Regions from separate parts of the Homo sapiens genome. Here region 2 is linked to region 1. Evidence: chromatin contacts called from ENCODE Hi-C or POLR2A ChIA-PET data. All regions are on one chromosome and are shown on one strand. The core of a region is the stretch at or near the end of the contact, and the rest is flanking DNA. Distances in the headings are between cores, read along the strand shown.

Region 1 (2,763 bases), core at 119-2,618:
GCTGATCTCGAACCCCTGACCTCAGGTGATCCGCCCCCCCCCCCCTCCCACCACCCGGCCTCCCAAAGTGCTGGGATTACAGGCGTGAGCCACCGCGCCTGGCCACAGACTTTTATTTTATTTCTTTTTTAGAGACAGGATCTCACTCTGTTGCCCAGGCTGGAGTGCAGTGGCACCATTGTGGCTCACTGCAGCCTCTACCTCCTGGGCTCAAGTGAGCCTCCCACCTCAGGCTCCCAAGTAGCTGCGACCACAGTCATGGGCGACCGCCCTGGTTCCTCCCTTCCTTGTGTCTCCTCTTTCTGTTCTCTAAGTTCCTGCTTTATTATAGGCAAAGCTCAGGACATTAAAGACCCTGGCGGTAGAGGGTAGGCTATGGGGGTGAGGCCCTGATCCAAGTCCTGCCGCTAAGGCACTCATAATTTCGGGCTCAGGGGAGAAATGGAAGTCAAAGAATCTCATAAACACAGCTGCGATGACGAACCCTTTCACGGGAAGGAACATGCGAGCCCAGAAAAGTCTCTCCTGGTCTTGGGATGGAGGTCACACGAAGCCTCCGCAAGGCAAGGACTTTTGGTGAGTTCCGGGCTCCGCTGAACTCAGCTCTTTTTCTTTTCCTTCCTTTCTTTCCTTCTTCCTTTCTTTCCCTCCTTCCTTCCTTCCTCTTTCTCTCTTTCCTTTCTCTCTCTCTTTTCTCTCTCTCTCTCCTTCTTCCCTCCCTCCCTACCTCTCTCTCTTTTCTTTTTCCGTCCTTCCTTCCTTCTTTCCTTCTTTCTCTCTCTTTTCTTTCTTTTCTTTTCTTTTCTCTTCTTTCATTTTGAGACGTACTCTGGCTCTGTCGCCCAGGCTGGAGCGCAATGGCGCCATCTCGGCGCACTGCAACCTCCACCTCCCGGGTTCAAGCGATTCTACTGCCTCAGCCTCCCGAGTAGCTGGGACTACAGGCGCGCACTACCAAGCCCGGCTAATTTTTTTTTGTATTTTTAGTAGAGACTGGGTTTCACGATGTTGGCCGGGCTGGTCTGGAAGTCTTGACCTCAAGCGTGCGCCCTCTCCGCCACTGGGTAAGGCGGGGGCGGAATAGGGGGCTTGCAATTTCACACTAGAGGCGGGCACCGTGGGGGAAAGAAGAGTCACGTCTCCCACGGTTCGTAGAGGAAGGCCTGCCTGAGCCTGGAGCGGGGGCGGGAGAGCCACAGTTTGGCATCCCCAGGGCATCCCCCAGCCCGCAGACTACCAGGCCTCCAGAGGACAGGACCCCACCCCCGGCCACAGGCCCTGCCCCCAGCACTCCCCGCACCCCGCCTCCAAGACTCCTCCGCCCACTCCGCACCCAACTTATAAAAACCGTCCTCGGGCGCGGCGGGGAGAAGCCGAGCTGAGCGGATCCTCACACGACTGTGATCCGATTCTTTCCAGCGGCTTCTGCAACCAAGCGGGTCTTACCCCCGGTCCTCCGCGTCTCCAGTCCTCGCACCTGGAACCCCAACGTCCCCGAGAGTCCCCGAATCCCCGCTCCCAGGCTACCTAAGAGGATGAGCGGTGCTCCGACGGCCGGGGCAGCCCTGATGCTCTGCGCCGCCACCGCCGTGCTACTGAGCGCTCAGGGCGGACCCGTGCAGTCCAAGTCGCCGCGCTTTGCGTCCTGGGACGAGATGAATGTCCTGGCGCACGGACTCCTGCAGCTCGGCCAGGGGCTGCGCGAACACGCGGAGCGCACCCGCAGTCAGCTGAGCGCGCTGGAGCGGCGCCTGAGCGCGTGCGGGTCCGCCTGTCAGGGAACCGAGGGGTCCACCGACCTCCCGTTAGCCCCTGAGAGCCGGGTGGACCCTGAGGTCCTTCACAGCCTGCAGGTACGTGTCCCCAGGGCTGGTTCTCCGCGCCCCTAGTGGCTCTCCTGGCTTGGAAGGGTATGGACAGGAGTGGGGCGTGGGGGCGGGGTGCGCAACTGTGGCTCCCTGGGCTTCCCTGCGTCAAGGGATGGGCTCCCCCCTTAGGAAGCCGAGGAGGGAGGTTCGCTCAAGGCCAGGAATTCAAGACCACCTAAAGCAAAATAGCGAGACCCCCGTCTCTTCTACACACACACACACACACACACAAAATAAATAAAATAAAATAAAATAAATATAAAATTAAAAAACGACCGGGCGCAGTGGCTCACGGAGCCTCCACCTGCTGTCGAGACTAGCCTGGCCAACATGGAGAAACCTCGTCTCTACTAAAAATACAAAAAATTAGCCTGGCATGGTGTGCATGCCTGTAATCCCAGCTACTTGGGAGGCTGAGGCAGGAGAATCTCTTGAACCCGGGAGGCAGAGGTTGCAGTGAGCCGAGATCGCAGCACTGCACTCCAGCCTGGGCAACAGAGTGAGACTCCTCAAAAAAATAATAGCGATAAAATAAAAATAAAGCCAGGTGCGGTGACTCACGCTTGTAGTCCCAGCACTTTGGGAGGGCGAGGCCAGTGGATCACCTGAGGTCAGGAGTTCAAGACCAGCCTGACCAACACAGTGAAACCCCGTCTCTACTAAAAATACAAAAATTAGCTGGGTGTGGTGGTGGGCGCCTGTAATCCCAGCTACTGGGGAGGCTGAGGCAGGAGAACCTCTTGAACCCGGGAGGCGGAGGTTGCAGTGAGCCGGGATCATGCCATTGCACTCCAGCCTGGGCGACAGAGCTCGACTCCATCTCAAAATAATAATAATAATAAATAAAATAAAATACAAATACAAAAATTAGCCAGGTGTGGTGGCAGCTACTTGG
Region 2 (2,700 bases), core at 149-2,648, 49 kb after region 1:
TGACTCACTGTGCCTGGCCTGGACTTTGGATTTTTAAAGGACTTTATTGGAAACTTTTCTTTTCTTTTTTTTGAGACAGAGTCTGGCTGTGTTGCCCAGGTTAGAGTGCAGTGGCAAGATCTCCGCTCACTGCAACCTCCACCTTGCAGATTCAAGCAATTCTCCTGCCTCAGCCTCCTGAGTAGCTGGAATTACAGGTGCCCACAACAAAACCCAGCTAATTATTTGTATTTTTAGTACAGACAGGGTTTCACCATGTTGGCCGGGCTGGTCTCGAACTCCTGACCTCAAATGATCCAAGTGCTGGGATTACAGGCATGAGTCACTGCACCTGGCCTTTGAATGGGCTCTGGGAATTACATGATAATATTAGATGAACATTAATTTTCTGATTTTGAAGGTTATACTGTGATTATGTGCAAAAGTGTGCTTATACTAAGTGAACATATAGTGCAGTATTTTTTTAAAAATTGATCTGTCTTAGAGATGGGGGTGGGTGAGTTTACTATGTTGCCCAGACTGGCCTCGAACTCCTGGGCTCAAGTGATCCTCTTGCCTCAGCCTCCAGAGCAGCTGGGACTACAGGCCTGGGCCACCACACTTGGCTAACTTTTATTTTATTTTATTTTATTATTTATTTATTTATGTATTTATTTGAGACAGAGTCTCACTCTGTCACCCAGGCTGGAGTGCAGTGGCGCGATGTCGGCTCACTGCAAGCTCTGCCTCCCGGGTTCACGCCATTCCTCTGCCTCAGCCTCCCGAGTAGCTGGGACTACAGGCGCCCGCCACCACGCCCGGCTAATTTTTTTGTATTTTTAGTAGAGACGGGGTTTCACCGTGTTAGCCAGGATGGTCTCGATCTCCTGACCTCGTGATCCGCCCGCCTCGGCTTCCCAAAGTGCTAGGATTACAGGCGTGAGCCACCGCGCCCATCCTTTTAAATTTTTTGTAGAGACGGGAACTCACCATGTTGCCCAGGCTGGTCCCCAACATCTGGCCTCAAGCGATCCTTCCGTCTCGGCCTCCCAAAGTGCTCCGATTACAGGCATGAGCCACTGCACCCGGCCAGTCTCAAAAAAAAAAAAGTTAAATTCTGCAGAGGTTTTATTTATTAGAGGACGCTGGCCGTCTGCAGGTGGCGCAGCAGCACCCCCTCGTGCCTGGGGCGGGGCTGGGGCGGGGCCAGTGCTGGGGCGGAGCCGGAGCTGGGGGCGGAGCCAAGACGCGGCAGGGGCGGAGCCAGCAGCTGCGGCACAGCGGGGCCTGTGCGGCCCAAGTCGTCCCTGTGGCCTCCGGCCCCGCCTCTTAGGGCGGGACGTGCAAGGCGATTGGCGAATGCAGGCGAGAGGCGGTCGCTATTGGTCCGCGGCGCTGTCGGCTCGGCGGGCGGTGCCCGGACGCAGGTGCCGGCCGGAGCGGAGCTAGTGGCGCCGACGGGCCGGGCCGGGCCGGGACCGGGGCCGAGGCGAACCGAGGGGCCTGTGCGGCCGCCCGGCCCGGCCGCGGATCAGGTAGGCACGGGCCTGCAGGTAGGGCCGGAGGACGCCAGTCCGCGGGCCGGCCCCGGGTTCGAGGCCGGAGCTCGGCACCCGGGCGGGACGGCTGGGCTCGATCCCTTGGCCACAGCCTTCTCGGGGACGCGGGGACCTCAGTTCCCGTGTCAAGGCCGGTGGGAGGTCTCCGGGGTCCGGCACACATAGGCGCCTCTCCGAGCCTCGGTTTCCCCACCTGTGAAACTGGGTCATCCCATTGCCAACCTGATGGGGCTTCTGGGAGGATTCAGGAGGTGGCTGGTGCAGAAAACGCCTGACACACAGTAGGCAACTGCTAAGTGGCCAATGCCCTTCCCCAACCTCCTTCTCAGAGCGGCTCTGCCTGCAAAATAGTAAGTTATAATATAATGACCCAGCCACTTTGCACAAAGATGCTGAAACAGGATGCCCTGTGCTATGTGGGTGCTCAAAACGGGGTAGTCAAATGGGCATGTTGAGCTCATTCAGTTCTTTTGAAACCATACTGAGTAGGTGGAAGCAGTAGAAATGTCCCCTGTTATACAGTTGAGAGAGTCCAGGCTCAAAGAGGTTAAGTGTCTTGCCCAGGGCCACACAGCACATAAGGAGTAGAGCTGGGATTGGAACCTTGCTTCTCATGCAGGGAGGAATGAATGCAATAACAACCTCCACATTTACCCTAAAAAATATTAATAGAGCTTTTATTGAGCACTTACTGTGTGTGCCAGGGTTGACTGTGTGACCTCTCATCAACAACTCTGTAAGCTGATGATAGTAATTATAATAAGAGCTAATAGTTATTAACTTCTTAATTTTTTACTAATTTATGAACTACATATCATTATGACTCCCCGTCTTTTTTTTTTTTAGACAGAGTCTCTCTCTCTTGCCCAGGCTGGAATGCAGTGGCACGATCTGAGCTCATTGCAACCTCTGCCTCCCAGATTCAAGCGATTCCTACCTCACCCTGGTCAAGTAGTTGGGATTACAGGCCCCCGCCACCGTGCCTGGCCAATTTTTGTCTTTTTAGCAGAAACGGGGTTTCACCATGTTGACCAGGCTGGTCTCGAACTCCTGGCCTCAAGTGATCCACCTTCCTTGAACTCCCAAAGTGCACAAAGTGCTGGGATTACAGGCGTGAGCCACTGCGCCCGGCCTGTAACACTCATTTTAGAGATGATAATAC

What was found. A loop is a pair of places that touch in the nucleus more often than their neighbours do. ChIA-PET counts read pairs that join two places held with the same protein, here RNA polymerase II (POLR2A). Pooled maps may share reads with other maps.
Region 2: a loop to region 1 is called in a map of chondrocyte, with 2.3 times the contacts of the local background. The contact joins the promoter of MARCHF2 here to the promoter of ANGPTL4 in region 1. A Hi-C loop is called at or near these places in 16 of 168 maps with a recorded cell type or tissue (HCT116, PC-9, chondrocyte and 11 more), 1 of 37 single-sample maps with no recorded cell type and 18 of 50 pooled maps. POLR2A ChIA-PET finds 5 or more read pairs at or near these places in 21 of 52 experiments (A549, AG04449, AG04450 and 17 more).

What each region holds. Positions count from the first base shown.
Region 1 is chr19:8,362,787-8,365,549 of GRCh38, forward strand. ANGPTL4 (angiopoietin like 4) reads left to right here and starts at 1,369. Exons shown (of 7, transcript NM_139314.3): 1 at 1,369-1,853. The coding sequence starts at 1,536. RefSeq lists an enhancer at 986-1,035.
Region 2 is chr19:8,411,907-8,414,606 of GRCh38, forward strand. MARCHF2 (membrane associated ring-CH-type finger 2) reads left to right here and starts at 1,399. Exons shown (of 5, transcript NM_001005415.2): 1 at 1,399-1,514. RefSeq lists enhancers at 1-153, 1,024-1,524 and silencers at 1,016-1,375, 1,406-1,565.